Regions from separate parts of the Homo sapiens genome. Here all the other regions are linked to region 3. A link is a loop called in an ENCODE intact Hi-C map of the cell type or tissue named here. Cell type or tissue: OCI-LY7. All regions are shown on one strand. Each heading gives the region's core, and the rest is flanking DNA. Links, peaks and the distances in the headings are about the cores only. Region 1 has its middle 460 kb from the start of ZWINT. Region 2 has its middle 360 kb from the start of ZWINT. Region 3 has its middle 270 kb from the start of ZWINT.

The links. A loop is a pair of places that touch in the nucleus more often than their neighbours do. Peaks named below come from ENCODE experiments on the same cell type or tissue, not always from the same donor. Only the 100,000 strongest peaks of a DNase experiment are listed, where the experiment ranks them.
Region 1: it touches region 3 in a loop (8-fold over the local background); 1 of 110 quality-filtered maps calls a loop at or near these places.
Region 2: it touches region 3 in a loop (4-fold over the local background); 1 of 110 quality-filtered maps calls a loop at or near these places.

What each region holds. Positions count from the first base shown.
Region 1 is chr10:56,817,383-56,828,410 of GRCh38, forward strand. No RefSeq gene overlaps it. Among named protein-coding and RNA genes, the nearest start is that of ZWINT, 460 kb to the left of the region's middle. In OCI-LY7, for the core only: CTCF peaks have their summits at 6,698 (motif pointing left) and 6,898; DNase peaks (open chromatin) are centred at 5,819 and 6,689.
Region 2 is chr10:56,714,925-56,725,952 of GRCh38, forward strand. No RefSeq gene overlaps it. Among named protein-coding and RNA genes, the nearest start is that of ZWINT, 360 kb to the left of the region's middle. In OCI-LY7, for the core only: no CTCF peak of the experiment used is centred there; no DNase peak of the experiment used is centred there.
Region 3 is chr10:56,629,474-56,640,501 of GRCh38, forward strand. No RefSeq gene overlaps it. Among named protein-coding and RNA genes, the nearest start is that of ZWINT, 270 kb to the left of the region's middle. In OCI-LY7, for the core only: CTCF peaks have their summits at 3,219 (motif pointing right) and 3,419; DNase peaks (open chromatin) are centred at 3,238, 4,808 and 5,498; H3K4me3 peaks cover 819 bases; H3K27ac peaks cover 4,000 bases.

The sequences.
Region 1 (11,028 bases), core at 4,694-8,693, 190 kb after region 3:
CATTACATATCCTCTGGACAGTTCTGATTTGCCTCTTTCTGAGTTTTTTTGTTTATTTATTTGTTAATACAAAATAATCGTCAAAGAATATTCATTTTTCTTCAGGTAATAATGTAAAAAAGCCAGCCTGCATTGACCTGGTTAAGTTCCCAGAAGTTTACGTTATTTAAAGATGTACTATAAGGCTCATATCATCATTTAAAAAAGTGTCTTGAACTTGATGGAGCTTATGTTGAGAAATAAAGTTTATTTTTTATTTTTATCTTTTAATTCTATTTTTCAACAAACTTTTTGAAGTCTCCTTGTCTTAGCTACACTAGGCTTCCTTGAGTGCTCTAAATATACAGAAGACCTTCAGTCCATAGAACACGCAACATTGAATATCATCTCCTGGCAGCCAGTATACACACTCTATTTAACTGAATATCTTTTCAGTCTTTCTACTTTCATTTAAATGTCACTTATTCAAGAAAATTTCCCCTATTTCTTTGACTAGGCTTTTGGTGTACCTAGTTTTTAAAACAGGATCCAAACCACCCCACATCATCCTTTAATCTCAAATCAAAATGTTGGGCCTGTAAGTGTTTTAATTAATGGAATGCAAAGAAAGAATCATTCTGGGTATTTTGAACCCAGATATATTAAGGAGGTTTGGCAGCATCATTTTCCTCCCTTGAAATCCAGTTGCCTTGCTTTGAGAAAGACCTAGAAAACATGTGGTGAAGTCCACATTGAGTAAAATCGAGGCCCACACCTGAAAGCTTCAGCTGAGTTCCCATCTAACAGCCAGTACCAAGTTTCCAGCCATATGAATGAGTCAGCCTGAAAGTGAAGTATCCAGCCCAGGTTGAGACATTTCAGATGACACCCTACCCTTACCTAACACTGCCAAAGTTGAAAACTAGTGAGTCTTCTACTAAATGTTTTTTTTAAGAGGCTAAATTTTAGAGTGTTTTGTTTTGTTGTGTATGGTTTTTTTTTAACAGAGCAATTGGTTAATAAAATAGATATTTTATCATTTGTGCATCAACAACTACTTAATGTCTTGTGCTGTGGCCACATTTATGAATGAAAAATAATTCTTCATTTAATCACTACCCTATCTTCAATGTATAGGACAATGTCTGTTACGTAGTATATATTCAATAAATATTGATTAATTTCAATAAGTGTCAATTTTTATTGAAAAATAAAATGTATTTAGACTTCCCTATGTCTCACAAATATACTTTTTCTCTGAATGTGTAAGCATAGGATTACATGTATCTTTACCTGTTTTTGTTGTAACTTATTATATATATTGTGATTCCATATGTATTACTTTTCTTGATATGTACTATTTTTAGAGCACAGTCTCTGAAAAACATAGAATCCTCATTAGAAGTTTTAATGTATAATTTTACAATGATTATATTGTACAATAATAATATTGGATAAGAGTCCTACATTAAAATATTTCTTGTATTGTTTATCACAACATGCAGTATAGAAACATTCTAAGAGGAAGCAGATAGACACATTAGATGAGTTATAGGAAATTCAACAATTTGGAATTGAGAAGAACCCCACATAATTTCTAGCACATCCATGAAAACTTCACTAAAAGAGTGTAAATAAATATCATATTTAAGTGATTTGTGATAACAAAAAGAATCAAGAGTTCTCATATTGTATTAGTCCATTCTCACACTGCTAATGAAGACATACCCGAGACTGGGTAATTTATAAAGGAAAGAGGTTTAATTGACTCACTGTTCAGCATGGCTGGGGTGGCCTCAGGAAGCTTACAATCATGGCAGAAGGGGAAGCAAACATGTTTCTCTTCACATGGTGGCAGGAAGGAGAAGTACCTAGAAAAGGGGGAAAAACTCTTATAAAACCACCAGATTTCATGAGAACTCACTATCATGAGAACGGCATGGGGGTAACCTCCCCATGATTCAATTACCTCCCACCAGTTTCCTCCCACAACACATTGGGATTATGAGAACTACAATTCAAGATGAGATTTGGGTGGGGACACAGCCAAACCATATCATTTGTCTTTTTTGAGAATAAAATAATAAAGATAAGGGAATATGTTATTGCATAACTATGTGAGAACTACTGAGACTATACGCAAGATTAAAAACATTTGTAACAATCATATAATAGAACTAACAGTGTGAGGGGATTGTGAAGTGTACATAAAACATAAACAACAAGCCAAATAACTAGCCAGAAGATAGAGTGTATGTGTGTGTGTGTGTGTGTGTGTGTGTGTGTGTGTGTGTTGGCATATAAGATCAAAGGTAAGTTGAAAAAAATGGTCACAAAGCACATTTTTAAAAAGTTATCAAGCCAGAGACTTGTAAATATATACATTTTATTGTTTTTCTTCGAACCTTTAAAATAGGCAGATAAAAAAGTAGTATGTGAAAACAATTGCACTCACAATTTACAACTTAAGTTTGAAATATTCCTAATATAGAAAGTCATACATATACTATGATTATATTGTTACCTTTTAATCATGGGCATTCATTTTTAAACAGAATGTGAATTCATTCCTATATATTTGTGCCTGTGTTTTCTGAATTTCCATATCTTTACACTGAAGTTTGAGACAATTGCTAGTTGATATTAAGTGTAGCAGACATTACTCTGGACCGGCCATATGGAAGTAATCCCAATGATGAGTTGTAACTGACAATCTGAGGTGAAATTTTCCAGGGAATAATTTTTAAAACTGAGGTTTGAAAATTTTCACCTACAAAAAGAGGCTATTTAGTAAGCTAAAATTGATGCTATTACAGGCATATCTGGAGATATTGCAAGTTCAGTTACAGAATACCTCAATAAAGTGAATATCACAATAAACAGAGTCACACAATGTTTTTTGCTTCTCATGGCATATAAAAGTTATATTTACACTATACAGTAGCCTATTAGGTGTGCAATACTATTATGTCTAAAATACAATGTACATACTTTAAAAATATGAAAGAGGTTCAAGAAGGCCGAGTAGATGTAGCTGGAATGTGCATCTTCCATGGACAGGAACCAAAATATCGAGTAAACCTTCACATTCTAACAGATCTTTTGTGAGAGAACACCTAAATTCAATAGAAAGGTGATGGAAGGCACCGTGGTTCAGGAGGGAGAAAGCAGAACTGCCTGCCAGGCCTTGCTGAGCACCAGGACCACCGCTCCAATCTGGATCTGGACCTGGACCCAAGTATGGGATGAATGAAAGAACCCTGAGGATCCACATTTCCACCATGGACCTCTGAGGTTCTCCTACCTGTAAGAGCTCCCACAACCCCTGGGGACCTTTGAACTGTCAGGGGGAGGTGCCTGGAGACCATGCAGAGGCATTGCTCGAATAGGAACACATGGAGCCCAAAAGGTGAATCAAATGTGATTCTGGGTACACACCCAAACGCTCTTCATCCTGCCCTAAGAGGCTTTAGCTCCTGCTCTCTGCCATGCTGGGAAAGAGTAGTGATAAAGGAGTTAAAAAGAAATTATTTAGGCAGTTAGTGAGGTTATGGGAGTCCTCAATATGGTTTTACTTTTAATTAAGAAGCAGCCCCCATATCATTTCTTTCTAACAAAAAGCAGACTGAAAAATCAAGGCCAGGTGCGGTGGCTCACGCCTGTAATCCCAGCACTTTGGGAGGCCGAGGCAGGTGGATCACAAGGTCAGGGGTTTGAGACCTGCTTGACTAACATGGTGAAACCCTGTCTCTACTAAAAATACAAAAAATTAGCTGGGCGTGGTGGCGGGCGCCTGTAATCCCAGCTACTCAGGAAGCTGAGGCAGGAGAATTGCTTGAACTCGGGAGTTGGAGGTTGCAGTGAGCTGAGATCACGCCACTGCACTCCAGCCTGGGCGACAGAGCAAGACTCCGTCTCAAAAAAAAAAAAAAAAAAAAAAAAAAAAGGAAAAAAGAAAAAGCAAGCTGCAAGCATAAATAAGCAAGCTAAAAGCTTGCATTAGTAAACGCCTGTAGCTGTGCCAATAGTAAAGAGATAACTGGAAGCCACGTATATTCAACATGGAGGTTTTCTCTTCCCCTTTCTTTGTCGCCACGTGTGCAGGGGTCATGGTGCCAGCCAGATAGAGACCCCCATCTGCATAATAAAACATTAGAGTGGGATAGCCAGCTTCTTCCTGGTTTTGTAAATGGCACACCTGGTCCAACCAATCCTCTGGGCCTTATGTAAATAAGACACCTCCTCTATAAAACTAACTGTATCCTGATGCAAATGGGGAGAGCTAATCAGAACCCCCCTCCCTCTGCACAGGGGAGCTTTTCTCGCTTTTTCTCTTCTTTCACCTATTAAACTCTCCACTTTTTTTTTTTTTTTTTTTTTTTTTGGAGTTTCATTCTTATTGCCCAGGCTGGATTGAAATGCCGTGGTCTTGGCTCACTGCAACCTCTGCTTCCTGGGTTCAAGCAACTCTCCTGCCTCAGCCTCCTGCGTAGCTGCGAGTACAGGCGTGCTGCTACGCCTGGCTAATTCTTTTTGTATTTTTAGTAAAGATGGGGTTTCACCATGTTGGCCAGGCTGGTCTGGAAGTCCTGACCTCGAGATCCGCCTGCCTCAGCCTCCTAAAGTGCCGGGATTACAGGCCTGAGCCACCTCACCCGGCCCGAACACTCCACTCTTACATCCGCTCCTGGTGTGTCCCTGTCTTCGATTTCCTTAGCACGAGGCAACAAACCTCAGGTTTTTTCCCTGGACAAATGACACTTTTTCAGAAGAGCCTGGGCACACTCACACACCCAAAGACACGCCCCAACACTATTGCCACAGGAAAAAGGTGCACCTGAGCCACATGCCTGCCTGTCCCCCCCAAGACTGCCTGCCTGGTGTCCTGCAGGAGATGATTCACAGCATAGCCTCTATTGCCCTACCTGAGTGTTTTGTTCTCAGGGTTGGAGCAATTTACCACTGTACCACAGGCAGTGCTTGGCACCAAAGGGCCAAAGGACAAATCCACTGGCCTGATTCCAGGTCCACAGGAGTTGAACACGTCACCCAGGTATATGGAGATAAAATCTGTGGCCTGATCTTGATCTGGGGAGGAGCCAGCAGTGACAGAATACAGAGAAATGTGTGATGCAGATTCTGGGGGATGTGGTGCAGGAGCTGGTGCCCCTTTGAGAGGCTGGACCAGGAAGAATGTGGCATAATAGCTGCTTTCTGCCCCAGGGATTATCACAGCCTGGAATGTGTGGAATAGCTTAGCAATCTGGGCACAGGTGGCTTGGGACTAGTTTTGCTGGTTGGGCTTGCTGCCAGGCCCAGACACCAGAGAGAGGCCTGCCATGTTGTGGGAAGTCAGAAACCCTGAACGGAGGGACCAGCTGGAGCCATGGCAGAGGAAACATAAATTGTGAGGATTTCATGGACATTTACCACTTCCCTAATAATACTCTTATAATTTCTTATGCTTGTCTTACTTTAATCTCTTAATCCTGTTATCTTCTTAAGTTGAGAATGTACGTCACCTCAGGACCCTGTGATGTTTGTGTTAACTGTACAAATTGATTGTAAAACATGTGTGTGTGAACAATATGAAATCAGTGAACCTTGAAAATGAACAAAATAACAGCGATTTTAGGGAACAAGGGAAGACAACCATAAGGTCTGAGTGCCTGCGGGGTCGGGCAAAAAGAACCATATTTTTCTTCTGGCAGAGAGCTTATAAGCAGACGTGCAAGTAGGAGAGATATCGCTAAATTCCTTTCCTAGCAAGGAATATAATATTAAGACCCTAGGAAAAGCATTGCATTCCTGGGGAGAGGTCTATAAACAGCCGCTCTGGGAGTGTCTGCCCTATGCAGTTAAGATAAGGACTGAGATACGCCCTGGTCTCCTGCAGTACCCTCAGGCTTACTAGGATTGGGAAACCCAGCCCTGGTAAATTTGAGGTCAGACTGGTTCTCTGCTCTTGAACCCTGTTTTCTGTTAAGATGTTTATCAAGACAATACATGCACGGTTGAACATAGACCCTTATCAGGAGTTTCTGATTTTGCCCTGGTCCTGTTTCCTCAGAAGCATGTGATCTTTGTTCTCCTTTTTGCCCCTTGAAGCATGTGATCTTTGTGACTTACTCCCTATTCGTACACCCCCTCCCCTTTTGAAATCCCTAATAAAAACTTGCTGGTTTTGTGGCTCAGGTGGGCATCACAGACCTACCGATATGTGATGTCACCCCTGGCAGCCCAGCTGTAAAATTCCTCTCTTTGTACTCTTTCTCTTTATTTCTCAGACCAGCCAACACTTAGGGAAAATAGAAAGAACCTATGTTGAAATATTGGGGGTGGGTTCCCCCGATACTGCCAGATCTAGGTTGTGGAAGCTGGGTGGGTCCCAAGGACACCTGCTGGGCTGAAAACCCCAAGCCACCCCTCTTCTCCTAAGAGGCATCTGTGGCTCAAGAGTGATGCCTCGTGCCCCTCCTGGTTGGTTGTCTCTATGGCCTGAGAGTGGCCCCTAAATCCAAGAGAGTATCAGCACTTGCATCAGCTGTCCAGATGCAACCCTGCCCAGCTTTGCCACCTTGGCAGCAGAGCACAGGATGAGATCACTGGAAGCCTAATCCCCTGCCCTTCACCAGAGACACCCCAGTATTTTCCTTGAACAACAAAGGCCAAGTAAAATTTCCACTGCCATCACAGCAACTATTACCCACAACTGCCACCTACTGTCACATAGCATAAACTGCAATATAATTCCTGCTGACAGAAGTGCACAGTGGTGGAAAATGAGCTAAGCCTCCCAAGACTCGACTTCCCCATCTCCCTAGGAGACAATGAGTCTGATCACAGGCACAGCACACCAATATAATAATCTACAAAAAACTAAACAATGCTAACTGTACTAATGAGTACACCAGTCCTACAAGAAATCCTCCAGGAAGTTCTAAATGTGGAGATGAAAAGGCGATACACTCTATTATAAAAGTACATGTAATTAGAGAACTCACAAATCTTATAAAGCATTTAGACAATTAAGAATCCAAGGCAACTTACTAACAATACTATGGCAGTAAAGAAAACTCACATATTCGTATAAACCTTGAATGTTGATGCCCTAAATTCCTCACAAAAAATATATAGTCAAATTGGATTAAAAAAAACATGACCCGGAAAAACATGATCAGGAAATTCATACACCTAAAAGCCCAAAGCCCCCTAAAAGCACAAAGAAAAGCCAAAGGACCCTACTCAACACACACAATAGTCACATCCTCAAGGGGGAAAAATTCTACCCAAATGAAAAGTAAATTCAGAAATAAGAAGTAGCAGCATCTCTAAATAAGAAGAAACCAGCACAAAAAAAAACCATCATCAGAAAGACACAGAATGTTATGACACCCCCAAAGTACCACACTAGCACTGTGGCAATGGATCCTAACTAAAATGAAAACTTTGAAATGACAGATAAAGACTTCAAAATATCAATTGCAAGGAAGTTCAATGAACTCCAAGAATAAGTTGGAAAACCAACACAAGGAAACCAAAAAGAAAAAACAGTTTAGAAGATGAAAGACTATATATATATATATATATATATATATATTTAACAAGAAAAACAGAGCTTTGAGAAATTAGAAATACACTGAAGGAATTTCAAAGCACAGTTGTAAGCATTAAAAACATAAAAACAGACAAAGACAAGCAGAAGACAAAAAATGAAGCTTAAGGACAAGTCTTTTTAATTATCCCAGCCAGAAAAAAAATAAAGAAAAAAGAATTTTTAAAAATGAATAAGGTCTTCAAGAAACATGGGATTATGCAAAGTGACCAAAGATACAACTTATAGGCATTCCTCAGGGAAAAAAAGAAAAAGAAGTTTGGAAAATATATTTGAAAGAATAATTCAGGAAAATTTCCCTAATCTTGCTAATATGTAGATATTATATACAAAAATGTAGAGACACCTGGCAGATATTATACAGGGCAAACATCACTAAGGCCTGTAGTCATCAGACTATCCAAGGCCCAGGTGAAAGAACAAATCTTAAAAGCAGCTAGAGAGAAGTGTCATGTCACCTATAAAGGAAATTCCATCAGATTAATAGCAGACTTCTCAGCAGAAACCATACAAGCCAGAAGAGACTGGGGATCTAACTTTAACCTTCTTAAAGAAAAATAATGACAACGAAAAATTGTATATCCTGCCAAACTAAGCTTCATAAATAAAGGAGAAAGAAAGTATTTCCAAGAGAAGCAGACACTGAGATAATTCATTATGGGTACACCAGTTCTACAAGAAATCCTCAAGGAAGTTCTAAACATGGAGATGAAAAGATGATACACTCTGTTATAAAAGTACATGTAATTAGAGAACTCACAAATTTTATAAAGCAATTAGACAATTGAGAATCCAAGGCAAGTAACTAACAATACTATGGCAGTAAAGAAAACTCACATATTAGTATAAACCTTGAATGTTGATGCCCTAAATTCTTCACATAAAATATATAGATTGTCAAATTGGATTAAAAAAAACATGACCCAACCATCTGTTATCTAAAAAAGACCCACTCCACTTAAAACATCTGTAGGCGCAAATTAAAGTGATAGTAAAGATATATCACATACATGGAAAACAAAAGCAAGCAGGAAAAGCCATTCTTAAATCAGACAAAACAGACTTTAAGCCAACAACAGTTTAAAAAAAAAAGAAAAAGAAGGGCATTACATAATGATAAAGAAATCAGTACAACAAGATTCAACTATCTTAAATATATATATGCACACAACACTGCAGTATTTAGATTTCTAAAACTAATACTACAAGACCTAAGAAAAGAGATTGGCAGCAACACAATAACAGTGGAGGACATCAACACCCCACTGACAACACAAGACAGGTTATCAAGACAGAAGGTCAACAAAGAAACTCTGGAATTAAATTGGACTCTAGACCAAACAGCCAAGGAGTATACATTTTTCTCATTGTGCTTGGAATATTCTCCAAAATTGATCATATGCTTGTCCATAAAGTAAGTCTCAATATATCAAAAAAGTAGATAATATCAAGTATCTTTTAGAACCATAGAGGAATAAAATTAGAAATCAATACCAAGGGGACTCTTAAAACTACACAAGTATATGGACACTAAACAACTTGCTTCTGAATGACTTTTGGATAAACAACAAAATTAAGGCAGAAATCAAAAAAAAGTTTTGAAATAAATGAAAACAGACACATGACATACCAAAACCTCTTGAATACAGCAAAAGTAGTGCTAAGATAAATTTCCACATCAAAAACAGAAAGATTTCAAATTTACAACCTAGCTTTGCACCTCAACAAACTAGAAAAGCAAGAACAAACAAAACCCAAAGCTAACCAAAGAAAAGAAATAACAGAAATCAGAGCAGAACTAAATGAGATTGGGACCAAAAAATAATACAAAAGATCAACAAAATACAAATTTGTTACTTTGAAAAAATAAATAGAACTGATAGAATGCTGGCTAGTTTAGCCAAAAAACAAGAGAGAAGATACAAATCAGCACAATCAGAAATTATAAAGGTGATATTACAACTGATAACACAGAAATATAAAAGGTAATCAGAGGTTACTATGAATATCTCTATGTGCAGAAACCAGAAAGTCTGGAATAAATGGGCAAATTTATGCAAAAATATAACCTCCCTAGACTTAACCAGGAAGAAATAGAAATCTTGAATAGATCAATAATGAGTAATGAAATTGAACCGATCATAGAAAATCTTCCAGCAAAAAAAGTCCACAGCAGACAGATTCAAAGCCACATTTTACCAGATGTACAAAGGAGAGCTAGTACCAATCTTACTGAAACTATTCCAAAAACTGAGGAGGAGGGATTCATCCATTACTCATTCTACAAAACCAGTTTCACTCTGATAACTAATATCATTCAAGGACACAATAGCAACAACAGAAAAATTACTGGCCAATGTTCTTAGTGAACATAGATGCAAAAATCTTCAACAAAATACTAGTAAACAGGATTCAACAGCACATCAAAAAGGTAATTCATCATAATCAGGTGGGTTTTATTTCAAGAATGCAAGGATGGTTCAGCATTTACAAATCAGTAAGTGTGATTCACCATGTAAATAGAATTATAAACAAAATCATATTATTATCTGAATGGACACAGAAAAAGCATTTGGTAAAATCCAACATTTCTTCATAATAAAAACCCTCAACAAACTAGATATTGAAGAAACATACCTCAAAATAGTAAGAGCCATCTATGACAAACCCACAGCCAACATCATGCTGAAGGGTTAACAGTTCAAGGCATTCATTCCCCTTAAGAATTGGAACAAGACAAGGATGTTCACTATGATCACTCCTATTCAACACAGTACTGGAAGTCCTAGAAAGAGCAATCAGACAAGAAAAAAAAATTAAAAAAATATCCAAATTGGAAAAGAGAAAGTCAAATTATTTCTATTTTCTGGTGACATAATCTTATATTTAAAAAACCCTAAAGACTTATCCAAAAGACTCCTCCACTTGAAAAACAACTTTAATAAAGTTTCAAGATGCAAAATCAACATAAAAAATTAGTATCATTTCTGTACATCTGTAGTGTTTAAACTGAAATTCAAATCAAGAACTCAATCCCCTTTACAATAGCCATACAAAAATTAATTACCTAGGTAGGAATAAATTTAACCAAAGAACTGAAATATCTATAAAAGAAGGACCATGAAACACTGATGAAAAAAAATCATAGATGACACAAAAAGTAAAAAATCATCCCATGCTTATGGTTTGAAAGAATCAATATACTCAAAATGACCATACTGCCCAAAGCAACCTACAGATTAAATGCAATTTCTAACTAATTACCAACATCATTCTTTACAGAATTAGAAAAACAACCCTAAAGTTTATGTGAAACCAAGAAAAAATTCCTGAATAAGCAAAGCAATCCTAAGCAAAAGATCAGAGCCAGAGACATTACATTACCTGACTTCAAATTATACTACAAGGTTGTATTAACTAAAACAGCATAGTGC
Region 2 (11,028 bases), core at 4,523-8,522, 87 kb after region 3:
AATACTTACTAACTCGCCCTTTTTCAAAAAAAACTTGCCAACTCCTGCTATAGGATAAAATTATAATGGCAATTTGAAAGGCTCTGGAGCAGGACCACAGATTTTCCTTTTAATACAGATTATTTTTTAGGAATACCCCTTAGATCACACCAAGGGACAAGATAAAATATTGTTGCTTTGGTCCAAGAGCCACTCTCAAATTTGCAAGATTGAGATGCAGTTATTCAAATCAAAGTCAAAGATAAACAATATTTGCATACAGAGAAATATATAACCTATTTGTATTGACTTTACTTCTGGGATCACATGACCAACACACTCTCCGTTTAAATTTATTTATTAAATCTATAATATAAGACTTCTGACAACTTGTAGGAAACTGATTAAACTTTTAAGAGAGGGAAATGCGATGCTAAAGGGTAAGGTTCAGTCTCCTCTTTCTACTTATCAGGAAGCATTGCAACATATCATATTTAGCTAACCCCAAATAAGCCTGCTCACTCTGTGTACCATTCATCAGAAGGAGAACTGAGACAATCAACAGGGATGGATTAGTGCAGACACATCAGTACTCATGAGTCTAGATTAGTAACATAATTCTCACGCATGAAAGAGCACATTTATGCAGAGACAGCTAAATTATTAAGTTTCAATTCTACATGTTTCAAAACAGTCCTTTAAAAATAATTGCTGTCATTACTATAGTAGTATTTCAGAATAATCATGAGGCTGTTGATTTATATTCTCACTTTTAAAATTCCATCAGCCATTTCCCTAAAGTAAAAAGATTTCACTGGCTTAACTCTCCAAAGATATACATCACATTTATATTTTATAGTACTTGAATTTTTTTTTATTATACTTTAAGTTTTAGGGTACATGTGCACATGGTGCAGGTTAGTTACATATGTATACATGAGCCATGCTGGTGCGCTGCACCCACTAACTCGTCATCTAGCATTAGGTATATCTCCCGATGCTATCCCTCCCCCTCCCCCCACCCCACAACAGTCCCCAGAGTGTGATATCCCCCTTCCCGTGTCCATGTGATCTCGTTGTTCAATTCCCACTTATGAGTGAGAATATGCGGTGTTTGGTTTTTTGTTCTTGCGATAGTTTACTGAGAATGATGATTTCCAATTTCATCCATGTCCCTACAAAGGACATGAACTCATCATTTTTTATGGCTGCATAGTATTCCATGGTGTATATGTGCCACATTTGAATATTTTTTCACTGAATTAAATTTTTGAGAAATAAAGTACAAATTTGAGTTTATGTTAATGAATTTAGTGATGAATTACTCTTTGTCTCATTTGGAATTTTGTATTGGCAAAATGACTGCTAGGAATCTAAGACATCGCCATATTCTAATTTGATATATATTTTCCAGGTATTTTTATTAGTACTTATGATAAAGAGTAAAGAGTATTTTTTCATAAAATTTTGAGGTTACAATATTTGTATTTACACAGGAAAATATTTTTGACACTAAATATTAGCTGAGCATTAAGTTTTTCAAATTTATCACTTAAGCAAGGTACAACAAGGTTTTTTATAATACCAGAAGGATGACTATTATTTGCAGTATTTATATGCGTATTTTTTGTGCACCATTATAAGATTCAACAAATCTATTACAAACATAGATTCCAGGAACTTTAACCTTTCAGCTGATTTTTTTTTCAATAAGCACACCAGTAGTGTCATCAGGTAAAATACAAGAGATTCAACTAAATTTAAATTACAAATAAACAACATGTAAATATTTAGTATAAATATGCCCCAAATATTATGTTACATATTTACACTGAAAAAAAAGAAAAACAGAAAAAAAAAAAAACCTGTTCATAAAAAATCCAGTTTTATTTTGGCTTAAAACGAGAAATTTATCCTATTGCTTGCTAGTTAGAAGTTTTTAGTTTAAAATCAAGGTGTCAGCAAGGCTATGTTCCTCTCTGGAAGCTCTAGAAAATAATTTATTGTCTTGAGGTTTCCACCTTCTAAAAGTCATCCATAGGCCTTGGCTTATGGCCTTCTTTCTGAATCTTAAAACCAGACAAGTTGCATCTCTTCAACCTCTTGTATTCAACTCTTCCTCTGACTACAGCCACAAAAGGCTCTCTGATTTTAAGGACCCAGTGAGTTTAGCTCGAGCCTACCCATATAATCCAGAATAACTCTCTTATCCCTAGGTACTTAATTGATTCACATATGCAAAGTCCCTTTTTGATGTAAGTTACCATGTCCACAGATTCCTGGAATTCAGATTTGAACATCTTTGAGGGATCAGTACTCTGCTTCCAACAATGGTTTGCAAAAGATCCAGGCTAAACCTGAAGCTAAAAAACACTGCTCTAGACAATTCATTTTTCTCAGCCATGGATACATACTAGAATCCCCTGGGAAGCACCAAACAAAAACACCATCCTAGACCAACTGAATCAGTATCAGAGGGTGCAAGGCCCAGCATCTGCAATTTTTTAAGTCTCCCAAGTTGATCTCAACTAGTGTAGGGCAAGGGTTGGCAATGTATGGCCTGCAGACTAAATTTGGCTAGCATACTGTTTGTATGGTTTTGTTTAACTTTTTATTATAAATTTGTATAGTTACAAATTTTACATCATGAAATTTATTCTCAAAGTGTTTAATTTAGTGGTCTTTTATAATATTTAGAATTTGTGCCAGTGTCTCCACTAGTTAATTCCATCACACTTTTATCATTCCAAAGAGAAACTTTGTACCGATTAGCAGTCACTACCCATGTCTTCTCTACCATCACCCCTTGGCAACTACTTACTAGCTTTCTGTCTTTACAGATTTGCCCATTCTCGATATTTTATGTAAATAGGATCATGCAATATATGACCTATGTGTTGGCTTCTTTTGCTTAGCATAACTTTCACCTATTTTGTATCATGAATCAGAATTTCATTCCTTTCTGTGACTGAATGAAATTCAAATTTAACTGGGCTTCTTGTACTTTTATTTATTAAATCTAGTAACTCTACACACTAGTGTAATTTTAGTATAAAAATAGACAGGCTTGATCTTCGCTAAAGCAATAAAATTCTAAGTGCTTCCTAATTTTACCTCTGCATTCTTTTTAACATTCCAGTAAGGTCCGTAATTGTCTATCAGACTGTGAGGCTGTTTACCGCAACATTTATAGCAGTATATCAGATATCTTGTCTGTCTCTAGACATCTAATTTTCCCTTCATTCTTCCTTAGAAAATCCCCAATTTTTATTTGTAAACGTAGTCATACAGGATTTAAAAACTTCATGCCACAGGCTTCTAATCAAACAGTGTGGCATTCTGACTAAGTTCTAGTCAAAGGGATACAAGCAGAGGTATCTTGTTTTGCTTATGGGAACTATCTTTAATGGGACAGGATATGTGTCTTCGTTTTTCCTTCATTTTTTATGCTGACTCAAATGTGGTGTCATGGCTAAAATTTGAGCAGCCACCTTAGGTCATAAGGAAAAAACTCATGAGAAAATATTTAAGGAACACTTATTCCCAATGGTAACAGTGACTACATACACTCCTGGACTGCTTACTTCCAGATTCTATTTTGGCAAGAAAAAAAAACTTCTTCTGTCTTATTTAGTTTTTATTATTTGAGTTTTCAATTACTTACAGCTGAACATAATCTTTACTGTTATGGACGATAAAGTGCACATGCACACACACACACACACACACACACACACACACACACACACACTAAGCCATACACAAAGAAGTAGCTTTTAATAGTTAAAATCTTACTTTGATGTATGAACACCATGAGTTACTGTAATTACTTTTTGTATACAAATCTATAAATGATATATATTCACTTACATGTTTTTATTTTTAATCTGATTAAATTTCAGACAGAAAAGTTCCAAGAATCTCATAAGTAATTACAGAATATTAACATTACTCAGATATAACATTTTTCTATAGTACAGTTTTCCTATAAGTACATTTCAGTCTTATGTCTTTGTGCCTCTTTTTCTTAGTACTTTAGTGCATATTTCTTTAAAACAAACAGCAAAAAAAAACACCTTTATCTCAAATTCCCAAAATAAGATTTTGAAAACAAGAAAATTAACATTAATAAAACACTATTTTCTAATTTACAGATTTTATTCAAATATCATCATCTGTCCCAATAATATTATTTATGACAAAATAAAATCTTGCAAAGGCATTATATTCATATGCCATGTCTTTATCCTTTTTTTAATACAGAATGTTGTTGCTGCAATTATTTTTCTTTCAAGATGTTGATGCTTTGGAAGAGTCCAGGCCATTATTTTGTGGAAATAGTGGGTTTCTAAAAGCAGATTTGGCCTGTTCCAAGTCTGGGATAATTTCAATATCAAAATAATTATAGTAAAGGATTAAGACCCATGGAATAAAATAGGAATCCCAGAGCCCACACTGATGTAGATGGTAAATAAATAACAACACTGGTTTTAAATTCTGATTCTTCACAATGAAGAAAATGGTAAAAATTTTAAATCATGTGCGAGAGAGACTATTTTCTGAGTTCTATCAGATGTGATATCTCTTCTTCTTTGCTTGTGTAAGTTATTCTGATTGCTTTAGTGGCTCACTCTCTCCCTGGTCCACTACAATCAGCAGTGAAAATAATTTTTTTAATGAAAGGACTATATGAATTAGAGTTTCTATCTGTTTCTCAAAACTCAGATATTAAACACATATTCCAGAACCACTAAGTTTATTTCATGGTCCTAATCCCCCAGTAGGATTCTGAAATGTCTGTCACTAAGTGTATATTTGAGAATGATTTCTTGCTCCATGTTAATAAGCTTTCTGCTAACTGCCATCTTTAATACACCTATTGCTGTTTCTGAAAGCAGCCTGACCTCTGTTGCATGCTATAAAAGTGAGAAAAAAGTTTTAAAGAGTAGGGAAAATTGACTGATATATTGATTCAAAAGGTAAACAATTCCTTCCTGGGAAGAATATGAATGGCATTTGATTTTCTCTACAAGAGGAAAAAAGATTCCTCCTGCTATACTGTTTATCGATTATATATACACTCTCATGTGAGTTACATAATTTTTTACTAACAGTAATATGTGATCTTCTCCTAGAACTCAAAATTAATCATCAATTGTGTTAGATTCTTATTGCTGCTGAAAAATAAATTACCACAAATTCCATATTTTAAAACAGCACAAATTTATTTTCTTATTGCTTTGGAGGTCAAAAGTGGGAAATGAATATTATAGGGCTCAAATCAAGGTGCTGGCAAGGCTGCTTTCCTCTAGAGGCTCTAGGAGAGAAATCATTTCTTTCCTTTTCCATCTTCTAGAAGCTGCCCACATTCCTTGGTTCATGGCTCACATCTAGCAGTCGTATCACTCCAACCAACCACTTCTTTTGTAGTCACATCTTTGACCCCTCTATCTCCCTCGTTCCTTTATAAGGACCCTTGTTATTACACTGGGCCTACCCAGTTAATTCAGGAATATTTTCCCCTTTCAAAGTCCTTAACATAATCATATCTGCAAACCCCTTTTGCCATATAAGGTAACATATTCATCAGTTCCAGGGAGTCAAGATTTGAGAGCTATTATTCTCCCTAATGTACCAATCAAACCCAAATCCAAAGATTCTCCTGGCAGTGGACTACAATAAAATACAAAAACGTGAATGGATGAATGTTATGCACATCATTATATGACAGATTCTCTCAAGTTATAATTTCTTTTTTATTCAGTGCTTTCACTTTAGTAAATGCTGAATTTTGTGATGATGACGATGAAGTAAAAGCAGAAGCAGCAGAAGAAATTAAGTATGTGATCTACAGATAAACAGTCATAAGTAAACCTTTTATTTTTATCCTGGAATGATTTTGAAGTTAACCTGTCCATGTTATTCTTTTCTGTTACATTACACAAGTCACTATATTAACATGTCAATAAAGGATCCGAAATGGATTTACTAGTACCATAACAAATTTGATCCAATTAAAATATATTTCTTCTAAATTTTTGAAATTCAAACTACATAAATTTCAGCCACTCTCTGACCTTTAGCAAAATGTTCTATACTCACAACATCTTTCTCAGCTGGCAAGAAGCAAGCTCATATATTTCACCACTGGAGAAACTGAAACACATTTAAAGAGAAAAATAGCTTATTTTGGTTGCTGACAGAGTCAGAAATACACCAGTGTGACATTTTATTGAATTTACTGAAGTACATGTTACCTACAACATGCAGATGGTAGGTTCAAAACATTCTCATCTAAAGTGACAGGAATAGAGTTAAGAAATGCAAAAGTAAACTCTCAAAGTATATCACAGTATTGAGGCAGGCTGACCCAGAAGACACCTTTTCCTCTGGTTCTTGTCTAAGATCAGATGATCTGGAGTTCACTGGCTATGTTTTTTCGCTCTCCTATATATCAAGTTAATAAGTTTAGTATTGTATCATTTTTCTCTCCCTTAACTGAAGTAATTCTTTTCCAACATAAATAAGACAGGATAGGAATGGAGTTCAGAATCTGAGATGTCAATATCCTGACCACAAGGCCACCTGCCTCAATGCTTTGTGCTCACACTGCCCGAAATAAAAATAAAGATATACTACCTATTGATGTCAGAAGATAATTCAGAGTAGTACACAGACCAATATAGGAGATATTGGTTATTTTCTCTTCGCGTTAAGATCAAGAAACAATTTTATTTGCCTTGCATGCTGTGGAAGATTTTAGGTTTTCCAATTGCCTTTTTAAACTTCAACTATTCTTCTGTGTTTTACCTTTCTTTCTTGGCTGTCTGTACTTAGACATTAAAAACCTGAAACTTTACTACTTTCTAATTACTTAGATGAGTAAGTCAAACTTACCAGACACTCCATGATATTTCTCATATGATTTACATTAAATACAAAACCAAAGTTAAATTTGTGTGTTTGTTTTTCTTATGTTAATTATTCTTAGTTTATAGCAATAGTAATATATCAATAATTTTTAAACTGCTTTATTGAGGTATGATTGAAATACAAAATGATGTAGGTATTTAGTGTATACAACTTGATGTGCTTGGCGATAAATATACATTTGTTAAGCCATCATCACATTCAATGCTATAAACGTATCCATCACTGCTAAAAGGTTCTCTCCAACTCCTTTGGTTTTGCTTGTCTGTTTGTTTTGTTTTTACTTTCACAGTGTAAATCCTTAACATAAAATTTACCCCCTTAGCAAATTATCAAGTAAGCAATATAGAATTTTCAATTATAGGTTCTATGTCATACAATAAATCACTAGAATTTATTTATCTTGCATACCTAATTTACAATTCATTTACTAAGTTTATTTCTCCAAATAACAAAGTCTCCTATTTTTAGGAATTCACTCAGTTCAATTTAAAGAATATTGGTTTAAATGTTAGCATGCACAAGACATTATTCTTTTAACTTAGATATTACCATTAGTGCAACTCAACTGAATACTTCCTATCTGTTCTTAAATATGGTGGAGAATATAGGCGAAAAAGTAAATATAATCATTGACTTAAAATACCTACAACCATGGTAAATTAATAATGTATTCACATGTGAAACTCAAAGTCTTTGTAAGGGTTTTGGACATGTAAAATCTATAAAATTTGGGGCATTCCATGTATTTCTATTTGTATTTCAAGAAACAGGGAAGATCCTGGCTGATACCTGACTTTTTATAATAATTATTAATATTTAGCGTTTACTTTGAGCTGATCTCTAGAAACTCACATGTTGGCCATTAGCTCATTTATTTCTGAGATGAAAATTTATATTCTGATAGCTTTGTCTCTGCTTTTGGCCACCTGCACTCTTTTATGTCCATTCTTCTTCAAAAATAGGAAAATATTAAAGACAGGTGTAATTCTAAAATCCAAATCATTACAAGGAAAACGAGTATCTTTGATAAGAAGGGCTGGAATACATATTCAAAGTATCTTAAGTGGTTGTGTGCTATACCACATAATAAATGGGAAAGAAGTTCACAATCATGCCTCCTTTAACAAGAGGGATGCATTGTGAGAAATATGTTAATAGATGGTATCACTGTTGTGCCTTCATCATACAGTTTATTTTCACAAATCTAGATAGTGTAGACCAGGGGTCCCCAATCCCCAGGCTGCAGATGTCCCTGGCTTGTTACGAATTTGGCTGCACAGCAGGAGGCGAGCCGCCTGCAAGAGAGCATTTCCACCTGAGATCCACCTCCTGTCAGATCAGTGGCAGCATTAGATTCTCACTGGAGTCGGAACCCAGTTGTGAACTGTGCATGCGATGGATTTAGGTTGCATGCTCTTTATGAGAATCCGAATAACGCCTGATGATCTGAGGTGAAGCAGTTTCATCCCAAAACCATTCCCCACACCTCCCATCCATGGAAAAATTGTCTTCCAGAAAAACTGTTCCCTGGTGCCAAAAAGGTTGAGGACTGCTGATATAGATTACTACACACTCAGGCATACACCTATGGTATGCCTTCAAGGCTAATAATGTGTATAGCATATTTCTATATTGAATAATGTAGGCAATTATAACACAAAGATAGTTGTGTATCTAAACATATCTACCAATGGAAAAGGTAGGGTAAAATATGGTATTATACTCTTATGGAACCACTATCATATATTCAGTGTATCATTGACTGAAATGTGATTATGCACTGCATGACTGTAGTTCTCAATACACACACTTGAAAGACACTTTTCTCTCACAATTTTGAAGTTTCACAACCATCTCTTGTGAAAACACTTATGTTTAGGAATGATGAAATGGTCATTTCTCTGAATTCTAAAATTCCAATATATATTTATATCCAACTTGATGGGCAATCAAATATATCAGTCAAACAAACCATGGTCATAAAACTTTTAATTCCTTCACCTAAAATAATTATCTTACCCAACCTAGAGAGCTTCCTCTTTATTTTTTTATTTTTATTTATTTATTTATTTTTTGAGAGGGAGTCTCGCTCTGTCGCTCAGGCTGGAGTGCAGTGGCGCGATCTCGGCTCACTGCAAGCTCAGCCTCCCGGGTTCACGCCATTCTCCTGCCTCAGCCTCCCGAATAGCTGGGACTACAGGCGCCTGCCACTGTGCCCGGCTAATTTTTTTGTATTTTTAGTAGAGACGGGGTTTCACCTCGGCCTCCCAAAGTGCTGGGATTACAGGCTTGAGCCACCGCGCCCGGCCAGAGCTTCCTCTTTAAAAGGCTCTTTGTGTATGTGTTTGCATGTAGGTGTGTTTATGTAAAACAAATTATAACATAAGTTACGCTATTCCCTTCTGTGACAAATGCAAGTGCCAGAATCTCCCAGACTCAACACTTACTGAGATTTCCTTCTACTGAATTAATCAAAACAAGATCTCATGAGTTTTCAAATAGTTTGCACCTGTGCTTTGTTACATGTGATTTTATGTTTATTTGGGAAACAAAAAGACCTAATCAGAGGGAACTGAGAAGCCCATAAAACTGGCTAATTCAGACAAGACAGAGAAACAGTATAGAGGGAAAGTTATTTAAGAATAATCCATAGTTTACATATTTGTATCATTAGAACTAGAAGAGAGTATTAGCAAATTTATCTTATTACTTAGTATTGTGTCACATGGATTGCCACTGTCCCCTCAGATGAAATGTATTAAGAAAGATGAGGCCGGGCACGGTGGCTCACGCCTGTAATCCCAGCACTTTGGGAGGTCGAGGCGGGCGGATCACGAGGTCAGGAGATCTAGACCATCCTGGCTAACACGGTGAAACCCCGTCTCTACTAAAAATACAAAAAATTCGCCAGGCGTGGTGGCGGGCACCTGTAGTCCCAGCTACTCGGGAGGCTGAGGCAGGAGAATGGCGTGAACCCGGGAGGCAGAGCTTTCAGTGAGCTGAGATCGCCACTGCAATCCAGCCTGTGCGACAGAGACTCCGTCTCAAAAAAAACAAAGAAAGATTAATGTCCTGTTCTTATTTTCTAGAAAACTTTTTTTCTGAGAGTCTCTGTAATATATCAGTCTAGTCTGAATCATAATTTAACCAGTAAATCAAATACAGTAAAGCAAAGATGGCCAGGTGAGAGTTTTGTATATTAAGCACTTCGCACACAAGCCTAGAACACAGTAAATGCTTTATGCCTGTTCAAAGTGTGAATGACAAGGACTGAAAGAGGCAAGTTCTGGAGAAATCCAATGCTACAAATACAAGATAGGTATCTGATATATCAAATATTGCTTATAAACAAAAAAGAAGTAAAGAATAGAAATATAATTATTAATGATAGTTGTTTATTAAATACTCCTATCCAGCAACAGTGTGTTACATACAGGATTTCATTAATTCCTCCCTACTGCCCCATGAGTGCATGCTTTCATCTCCATTTAAGAGATGAGAAAACTGAACCATAACAGTTACAAATTTGCCAAATCTCACACAGCTTCCCAGGACGCATGTTGTAATCACTGTGGTATGCCAAACCAGAATAGCAACAAAAGCAAATGCAAATTACCAGGTGGACTGAAATTCACAAAGAACTTGCCATTACTGTAGTGAGTTATAGTTTATGTAGATAACTAAGAAAATTGCCTGATATCTAGTATTGAAGTTATATAAACTTGACCAACCTTCTTCCGGATTAAACTATAATCCTGGGATACTAAAATAGGAAAACAAGAAATAAATATTTAATATAGGTTTTTCTCTGCATTGGTTGAAACAGAAGTAACTTCCCTTCTAATATATGTTCAAAGTATACAAATAGAATAATAGTAATACAGAGCACCATCATTTTAATAAGTATTAGGGTACCTTCCATTACATAACTTAATATTTACCTGGGAGCATAAGGCTTATTCAGTAAGTAATAATTGCCTGATTTAGTGACAAGAAGTACTGTTTTGTATTTGTAATCTATTATGTATGGTTATAACATTTCACATAAATATCTCAATCCATGATATATCCACAAACTAACTGTAGTAGTGTGGTTAATATCACTGCTCTATAGGG
Region 3 (11,028 bases), core at 2,698-6,697:
TAGGATTTTCTTTCTGCATTAAAATAAAATAATGGCTTGTATAGAAAGTGTGGCACATTAGGGCTGTCAGCACCCCCATTTAGTCAGTTATAGATGTAACAGACTGCTATGAAATGAATTTTGTCTTCCCCTCCCCGACATTTGTATATTGAAGCCCTAATCTCTAATGTGATGGCATTTGGGGATGGGGCCTCTGGGAGATAATTTAGGTTTAGGTGAGATCATAAAGGTGAGGCCCGTGTGTTGAGATTAGTGCCTTTATAGGAAAAAAAAAAACCAAGTGCCAGAGATTTCTCTCTGTCTGACATGTGAGGACACATGGGAAGACAGCCGCTGGCAAGGTAAAAAGACAGCCCTCACCAGAATCTCCAACTTCCAGGCTCCAGGACAATGAGAAAATAAGTGTATTGTGTAATCCAATCAGTATTTTATGGTATTTTTTAATGGTACTTTTTATGGCAGCCTGAGCTGACTAGGCTTACCTTGTTTCACTGAACTCCCAAGCATTATGGGTACACCAGGATTCTGTTCTCATGGATCACTGCAAACACTATATGCAAGTGAGCAGCAAGAAACAGTGGATACATATATGGCACTATATTGAACATGTTAACCTTGCTCACATAATGCCCTATTGTCCCAACAAACTTTGATTATAAAACACAAGTTCATAATAAAATTATTAAGAATTTTAAGGTACTGAGTTTAAAGCATTACACCAGTACAGGGACCATCTGAGTGTAGGGCCTTATGTGACTGATGTATGTAGCAATGTAGGTTGCCTGCTTATAAAACAGACCCTGGTTGTAATCACTTGTATATGGAACTGAAGAAGATCATAATCTGTCTTCAAGTAACAACTGATACTAAGCTAGAACATAAATACAATTAACAAATGGCAGGGTAAAAGTTGTCTTATTATAATAAGGATAGAAATTATGGAAACCTTAGGAGGAAGTATCTTTGGAAACATTTTAATAGGGAAGTGTGACAGATTATTCTGAAAAAGATAGAAATATGTACATTGTTTGAGAAAATATTTTAAAAAATATTCTCTACACTTGCCATACTATATGGTGAAATACTGAGATCCACCTTATTGCTAATTAACTATACTTATTACACATTTATTTTTTACCCAGACACCGTCTCTGACTCTAGTCATTAATTGATTTCAATCAACTAAAGATGACCTCAAAATAATAAGATTTTGGGGAAAAAGTCTCAATTCAATATAAGGAACCATTAGGTAAATAAGATATACAGTATAAACGTTCTCTAGGGTGTTTTAATATTCTTCTAAAGCACCAGTTGAGCTGACATGTTATAACAGTACAATATCTATATAAAATCATGTAATGTATTTTTATGCATCCATTTAATACTCACACTCACTTTCTTTCTTTTTCTGCTTCTCTGATAGCAATGTGAACTTTTACTGTTAGAGAGTCATATATTGTCCAGCTTTTTGTTTATGTGCTTCAATACTGTCCTTATTTTAACTTAGGTTCTAAATAAATACCTGTTGATAGAGTGATTTTATTTTGTTTGGTAATATTTGAAGCCTAGTCATATAAACATTAACCAGAATTTTGAAGACAGCTTTATCAATTAAATTAATTGTCCATAATTGTATTTGCATTTGTTAATAACTATATGCTATAGCATTTATGAGATTTTATTTTCTATTGACAAAATTACGGTGACAATAACATCAAAAACAATGACAACAGTAAACACATTACAAATTGCTTTCTGCTGATCATTTGACATAAATTAAATTAGCTGTAATTTATCTAATTAAAAAGATGAAAAAAGCTCAAAGTAAAATAATAGTTTACATGAACAAGAGTTTAGGAATTAATATTTCATGAATATAAGGAAGGGTTGTAACTATTCAATGTTCTGTTAAAACCAAGTGTTATTGCCAGAATGAAGGGTGGGGAAAATAGAGATAAGAAAGCACATGTAATCCCAAACAAATCTAATAAAAAAGGGAAAATTGAAATTAAAAAGCCAGAGATAGAAGGGTCAAACAAGTAGAATTGAACAACTGAGATACAAACCTGGAAAAGAAAAGAAATTTTACAGCTTTTCTGACCCAGCGAAAAGGGAATGATTCAGACCAGAAGCAGGCAGACTTTCAATCAATCTTTTGAGGATCAGCTTAAAAGTGAGAGAAAAAAATCAAAAATAACCTAAAAGTGGAATGATATAACTCATACAAAACTGGTTTCTTTTAATGCACTCAAAACTTTCTTTTCTGTCAATATTCTGTGATAATGGGAATGTTTTCATTCACATTTTCCATTTGGAAAATATTTTTGATCCTTTGTACATATTATTTATTCAGTGATTATGACTGTTCATTTCTTGTCATTGACCATGGGAGTAAAAATAATAGTTATATTTTAAAGGCTCTCCTGAGAACTGAGCCATGTTTTGAACAGAGCTATTTTGCAAGAATAAAAATGTAGTATCTGAAAATAACCCTTCTGTTAACTCTAAATGGTTTGGCAGTGGTTCCAGAAAAATTTGGGCAACTCTCAAAAGATTGTCTTGGACCTTCTGAATACCTGTTATTTTTATGCTGTAACACAATCTCTACCTTCCAGCCTAGAAAAACTCTGCCTACACTGAAATCATTACTGCCTAATAGATCCCACTATTTGAAAGTCAATTTGGTTTTTGAGTGAATTCACTTCAACTCCTAAGTGACTGTACTAATTCAGCACCTCTTCCTCGTCCTCACTGCAGCTCTGGGATCATTTGCCAACAATTGATCAAAAGGACCTGACAACCAAGAGTACCAAAATCCATCTAGTACCTCCCATGACAGATTCTGCCACTTAGCACAGAATTCCACTGATCTTTAATAACAGTACACTACTGTTGCATACAGGTTTTGATTGCCATGTAAATCACCCAATAATAGAAATGTCTGTCTTCAGCACAGTAAAAAACAGAGAACTCCCTGCTTCTGCTTTGGATGTCCAGGAGTTTATTCTCAATATTGCAGCTAGAGTTGTCTTCTTAAAACTGAAAGCCACCCTTCTACTCCCACACCACTCACTTTTATTAAACCCTGAATTCCCATTGTGACCCAAAATATTCTACATGATCTTGTCCTCTGCCACCTTTTTAAAACTATCTCTTCCTCATTTTATGCTTCAATCCATCCAAAGATTGTTTGATGTCCCTTGTACACATGAGCCACACTTTTAGGCTTTGCCCACAGATGGCACAGGTGACCCATAGTCTCATGTTGCTCATCACTTTCACCATGACTCATCTTCTCCATGTGGTCGTTGGTGGTCCCCCAATCTCTAACCTACAACAATTCCTATCCCCTTCCTTTTTTGTGTGTCCACAGTATTTATAACCATATAACATACTGTACATTTTACATCCTTATCTTATCGTCTGCCTTCACCTTCTAGAATATTATTTGCATGAAGGCTAAGATGCCTTCTCTTTTCTGTATAAAGTGTTATTAGCACCTAGAATATGTCTGTATCATAGTAGGCACACAGTAAACATTTGGTGAAAGACTAAATTTAGAGGGATGTTTAAGTCTTTATACATATATTTTAATTCCCCCCAAAAAAAATCTATGTGAGACTACACTATTGACAGTGATCTGAAAATCTGTGATCTTTTCTCATTTAGCAGTTTTGCAAGAGATTTGCTTTGTGGACTTGAGGAAACAACACCCTCAAAGTTGCTAATAGATAATTTAAATTATGTTAAGTAACATTTTTTATTTAATCCATGAGAAATTCCAAATTGAATCTGTTAGAATGTAAGTTATAGCAGGCTAATTAATAAATGGGATAACTATGTTGTCCTTTTTAATAAGAAACAGCACCCCTCCATAGACCAAAAATGAAGACGCTAGAAATTCAGAAACACTAGTCTCCGTTCTAGTTCTGCCATTAAATTTCTATGTGATCTGAGGTGTCTCCTTTAACTTCTCTGTGTCCCATGTTTTCTTATTAGCAATATGAAGAATAATAAGGCTGGCCTACAGTTATTCTTTTAAAGGTGATGGTCAAAAACAGTATAAATGATAAGGGCTTATAAAATAGTGTGTTTTTTTACTTACAATATTATTTGAATTTAAAATAATTTTATTTTATTTTACATGGTATGATAGACAATTTAAAATCATGGAATTTTATCTATTAGTTTTACATAAAGCTCATGGAAATAGTTCAATAATTGGCAAAGTGGCCTGGTTCATATTTTAGCAATGTCTGCGCTGTGAGAGTTTCACACAGAAATCACTCAAGCTTTATAACCATAGCATAATCAGATGTATCTAATACTTATCCCAATAATAGAACTGCCCACTTACTGAATTAATTGAAAAGAATAAAAATGTTAAAACTCAATTTTCAGGCATGTCATTAGGTTTTTTTTTTTTTTTTCCATCAAGGAGTTGCATAGAAACAACCAGATTCACCAGCACTCAAGATGAGACCTTCAGGAAAAATACCTCTAATTAATAAATCAATAAGAGCTGCTGTTACAGAAATGCCAGGGGTTCATTCTAGGTCCTGCTACTCAGTACACACAATGCCAATCACTAAGTCAAAGAGTATCTCTAGATAAGAGGGCTTTAATTGGGTGCTGCAGCTGAGGAGAACAAGAGATCAGTCTCAAGTACGTCTTCTCTAACAACTAAAATGAGAGGTTCATATATCAGGAAAGAAATGTAATTACATGTGGGGAAAACAAGAATTAGGAAGTGGTAAGGAAGAGAGGAGTTGGTCAATAGCAAGCAGGTGGTTGTTTAGGCAGTAAAAACAGGTGAGCCATCTGCTGTCTCATTGTCTAGATGCAGTGATCTGGTAAGTTTCAGTTCCTTGATACTCTCTAGAAGGCCTGATAGGAACTCTAAAAAGACAAATGCAACTTTCTCAAGTTTTAAGACTTGGAAGGTAAATTTCTATGTTTATTCAGAATGAACCATAAACATCAGCTCTATGGGACAACTGGGCTGATTTTACTACCACTTAGCCCCTCGGAAAGGTTTACCTAATAAAGCAGGAACTCAGGCGGAGGGAGAAAATTTCAGAAGTCTGGTACAAACAATGGAAAAAACGGTTGAAAGGGAGAGGCAATTTTGAGTACTTTTGTGTGCGTGTGTCACTCAGATTGTCTTCTGACCCAGTTGATAGTGACTTGTAAAAAAGGCTTGGACACAAGAAGATAAAGGAAAGGTGGTGTCAAAGAACTGTGTCTCTGGGTCTCTATTAAATGGTAGGAAAAGCACATGAAGGGGCCACACCTGATAAAGGAAGATACCTACCTTCTTAGTAACATCACATTTAGAATGGGAGCCTACATTTAGCTCTGCAAAATTCAAGAATAGCAAAGCTCCATGTCATCCTAATATACATGTCAACATATGTGAGGCCAAGCCATCTCAGTAAAAAATTATTCATAGAAAAGGAATGGATTATAGTCTATGAAGAAGTGGCAAGCCACAGGATCTGAGACAAAATGAGAGTCAAAGCCATTTGCCAGCCATATGCATGAGATATTTCAGTTACTCCGTTTAGTCAGGAAGGGAGAATATGATTTTTCTAGCTAATTTTGATTGAGGAAGGTGAGCTAGAGTTATTACAGTTATTATTAGGTTGGCGCAAAAGTAATTGCAGTTTTTGCCATTAGGTTTAATATTAGGCAAAAAAACAAAAACAAAAACAAAAACAAAAACCCTAATGCAAGCAATTTTTTTTTTTTTTTTTTTGAGACGGAGTTTTTGCTCTTGTTGCCCAGGCTGGAGTGCAATGGGGCGATCTCAGCTCACCACAACCTCCGCCTCCCAGGTTCAAGCGATTCTCCTGCCTCAGCCTCCCGAGTAGCTGGGATTACAGGCATGCGCCTCCACGCCTGGCTAATTTTGTATTTTTAGTAGAGATGGGGTTTCTCCACGGGGTTTCTCCATGTTGGCCAGGCTGGTCTCCAACTCCCGACCTCAGGTGATCCGCCCGCCTCGGCCTCCGTAAGTGCTAGGATTACATTCGTGAGCCACCACGCCCGGCCATGCAAACTATTAATATTATTTTAATTCTCTTATAAGGAGGACTGAAAAGGCAAAAAATAAAAATAAAAAAAGAACACTTTGGATCTTATGGGAATATGATGATGACCAGGGAAAAGGGTAAAAGATAGAGGAAAGCAAACTTCTCTTACTTGGTTTGTTCAGTAATTTGTTTATCTTTTATGGAGTATATCAAATCACACTGTGATTTTGATGCTTCATGACTTAAAAATAAGGATCTTACAACAATACTTAAATCAATTTAGCTAGTTTTTTTAACCTTATGCCTTGCATTTAGGATCTGAAAATAAAATGAACTTAGCTAGTTTTAAGTCCTTGTCAGAAGTTTAGTTATACCCTTCAGTTCTCTAAACTAATTATCATAAATCATAAAATACAGCTTTTATCATGCCTGATGATTTAGCATGTATTATGATTAATGTTTGTATGTAGGAAATTATCTCAGCCTTTTAGATGAAACATTTTAGTTTTAGAAACCCATTTCTCAAGCCGTTCTTTTATATTTGTGCTGAAGGACTGCTGCAAACACCCATTTGTATGTTGAAGCCCTAATCCCCCATGTGATAGTATTAAGAGGTGGGGTCTTCTGGAGGTAATTAGGTTTAGATTAAGTCATGAGGATGAGATCCTCGTGATGGGAATAGTGCCCTTATAAGAAGAGCCTGGAGAGCTTGCTCTTGCTCTCTCTCCCTCATGTGAGGATATATCAAGAAGGCAAACATCTACAAGCCAGCAAGATGGCCCTCAACAGAACCCACCATGCTGTCACCCTGATCTTAAACTTCCTAGCCTTCAAAAGTGTGAGGAATAAATTCCTATTGTCTGAGCCACCGAGTTCTATGACATTTTTTTTAAAAAATCATAATTATCTTATTTTATTTTTTTAAGTTCCGGGATACATGTGTAGGATGTGCATGTTTATTACATAGGTAAACGTGTGCTATGATGGTTTGCTGCACCTGTCAACCCATCACCCAGATATTAAGCCCAGGGTGCATTGCTCTTTTCCCTAATGCTCTCTCCCTACCATCCTCCACCAACAGGCCCCAGTAAGTGTTGTTCCCCTCCCCTTGTCCATGTGTTCTCATTGTTCAGCTTCCACTTATAAGTGAGAACATGCGGTGTTTGGTTTTCTGTTCCTGCATTAGTTTGCTGAAAATAATGGCTTCCAGCTTCATCCATGTTCCTGCAAAGGACATGACCTCCTTTCTTTTTATGGCTAAATAGTATTCCATGGTGTATATGTACCACATTTTCTTTATCCAGTCTGTTATTGATAGGTACTTGGGTTGATTCCATGTCTTTGCTGCTGTGAATAGTGCTGCAAGGAACAAACACGTGCATGTAGCTTTTTAATAGAATGATTTATATTCCTTTGAGTATGCACCCAATAATGGGATTACTGGGTCAAATGGTATTTCTGGCTCTAAATCTTTGAGGAATCTTCACCATCTTCCACAATGGTTGAACTAATTTACATTCCCACCAACAAATGTAAAAGTGTTCCTATTTCTCTGCAACCTCACCAACATTTCTTGTTTCTTGACTTTTTAACAATCGCCATTCTGACTGGCATGAGATGGTATCTCATTGTAGTTTTGATTTGCATTTATCTAATGATCAGTGATGTTGAGCTATTTTTTCACGTTTGTTGGCCACATGCATGTCTTTTTTTGAGAAGTGTCTATTCATATCATTTGCCCACTTTTTAATGCGGTTGCTAGTTTTATTCACGTAAATTTGTTTAAGCTCCTTGTAGATTATGGATATGAGCTCTTTGTCAGATGGATAGATTGCAAAAATTTTCTCCCATTCTGTAGGCTGTTTGCTCTGATAGTTTCATTTGCTGTGCAGAAGGCTGTTTAGTTTAATTAGATCCCATTTGTCAATTTTTGCTTTTGTTGCAATTGCTTTTGGTGATTTCATCATAAAGTCTTTGGCCATGCCTATGTCCTGTATGATATTGCCTAGATTCTCTTCTAGGGTTTTTATAGTTTGGGTTTTACATTTAAGTCTTTAATCCATCTTGATTTTTGTATAAGGTGTAAAGAAATGATCTAGTTTTAATTTTATGCATATGGCTAGCCAGTTCCCTCAGCACCATTTATTAAATAGGGAATCCTTTCACCACTGCTTGTTTTTGTCAGGCTCCTAGAAGATCAGATGGTTGTAGATGTGTGGTTTTATTTCTGAGTTCTCTATTCTGTTCCATTGGTCTATGTGCCTGTTTTTGTATCAGTACCATGCTGTTTTGGTTACTGTAGCCTTGTAGTATAGTTTGAAGTCAAGTAGTGTGATAACTCCAGCTTTGTTCTTTTTGCTTAGGATTGTCTTGGTTATGTGAACTCTTTTTTGGTTCCATATGAATTTTAAAATAGTTTTTTTTTTAATTTTTTGAAGAATATCCATGGTAGTTTAATGGGAATAGTATTGAATCTCTAAATTGCTTTGGGCAGTATGGCCATTTTCATAATATTGATTCTTCCTACTCATGAACATGGAATGTTTTTCCATCTGCTAGCGTCCTCTTTGATTTCCTTGAGCAGTGGTTTGTAGTTCTCCTTGAAGAGGTCCTTCACTTTTCTTGTTAATTGTATTCCTAGGTATTTTATTCTATTTGCAGCAATTGTAAATGTGAGTTCATTCATGATTTGGGTTTCTGCTTGTCTGTTGTTGGTGTATAGGAATGCTTGTGATTTTTGCACATTGATTTTGTATCCTGAGACTTTGCTAAAGTTGCTTCTCAGTTTAAAAAGCTTTTGAGGTGAAATGATGGGGTTTTCTAGATATAAGATTAAGTCATCTGCAAACAAAGACAATTTGACTTCCTCTCCTCCTATTTGAATACACTATTTCTTTCTTTCGCCTAATTGCCCTGGCCAGAACTTCCAACACTATGTTGAATATGAGTGGTGAGAGAGGGCATCCTTGTCTTGTGCCAGTTTTCAAGGGGAATGCTTCCAGGTTTTTCCCAGTCAGTATGATATTGGCTGTATGATATTTGTCATAAATGGCTCTTATTATTTTGAGGTACATTCCTTCAATACGTAGTTTATTGACAGTTTTTAACATGAAGGGATGTTGAATTTATATTGAAGGCCTTTTCTGTGTCTTTTGAGATAATCATGTTGTTTTTTTCTTTAATTCTGTTTATGTGATGAATTACATTTATTGATTTATGTACATTGAACTAGCTTTGCGTCCTGGGGATGACGCCAACTTGATCATGGTGGATAAGTTTTTCGATGTGCTGCTGGATTCAGTTTGCCAGTATTTTACTGAGAATTTTTGCATCAATGTTCATCAGGAATATTGGCCTGAAGTTATTTTTTTGCTGTTGTATCTCTAACAGGTTTTGGTATCAGGAAGATGCTGGCCTCATAAAATGAGTTAGGGAAAAGTCTCTCCTTTCCTTTTTTTTAAATTTTATTATTATTATACTTTAAGTTTTAGGGTACATGTGCACCGTGTGCAGGTTTATTACATATGTATACATGTGCCATGTTGGTGTGCTGCACCCATTAACTCATCATTTAGCATTAGGTATATCTCCTAATGCTATTGTTTGGAATAGTTTAGGAGGAAATGATACGAGTTCCCCTTTGTACCTCTGGTAGAATTCAGCTGTAAATCCATCTGGACCTGGGCTGTTTTTGGTTGGTAGGCTATTTATTACTACCTAAATTTCAGCACGTGTTATTGGTTTATTCAGGGATTCAACTTCTTCCTGGATCAGGCTTGGGAGGGCCAGAAATTTATCCATTTCTCCCGGATTTTCTGGCTTATTTGCATAGAGGTGTTTATAGTATTATTTGATGGCAATTTGTATTTCTCTGGCGTCAGTGGTGGTATCCCCCTTATCATTTCTGATTGTCTTTATTTCAGTCTCCTCTCTTTTCTTCATTAGTCTATGTAGCTGTCTATCTATTTTGTTATGTTTTTCAAAAAAAAAAGTTCCTGGATTCATTGATTTTTTGAAGGGTTTTTTGTCTCTTTCTCCTTCAGTTTGGCTCTGAGCTTGGCTATTTCTTCTCTTCTGCTAGCTCTGGGGTTGTTTGCTCTTGGTTCTCTAGTTCTTTTAGTTGTAATGTTAGTGTGTTGATTTCAGAACTTTCTAGCCTTTTGATATGGGCATTTTAGTGCTATAAATTTGCACTGAAAACTGCTTTAGCTGCATCCCAGAGATTCTGACACATTGTCTCTGTATTCCTATTGGTTTCAAAGAACTTCTTGATTTCTGCCTTTATTTCACTATTTACCCAGCAGTCATTCAGGAGCAAATTGTTCAATTTCCATGTAGCTGTGTGGTTTTGAGTGAGCTTTATTATTATTATTATTATTATACTGTAAGTTCTGGGATACATGTGCAGAACATGCAGGTTTGTTACATAGGTATATATATGCCATGGTGGTTTACTGCACCCATCAACTCATCATCTACATTAGATATTTCTCCTAATGCTATCCCTCCCGTAGCCCCCAAACCCCCAACAGGCCCTGGTGTGTGATGTTCCCCTCCCTGTGTCCATGTGTTCTCATTGTTCAACTCCCATTTATGAGTGAGAACATGCAGTGTTTGCTTTTCTGTCCATGTGTTAGTTTGCTGTGAATGATGGCTTCCAGCTTCATGCATGTCCCTGAAAAGGACAAGAACTCATCCTTTTTTATGGCTGCATAGTATTCCATGGTATATATGTGCCACATTTCCTTTATCCAGTCTATCATTGATGGGAAATTGGGTTTGTTCCAAAACTTTTCTATTGTGAACAGTGCCGCAAGAAACATACATGTGCATGAGTCTTTATAGTAGAATGATTTATAATCCTTTGGGTATATACCCAGTAATGGGATTGCTGGGTCAAATGGTATTTCTGGTTCTAGATCCTTGAGGAATCACCACACTGTCTTCCACAATGGTTGAACTAATTTACACTCCCACCAACAGTGTAAAAGCA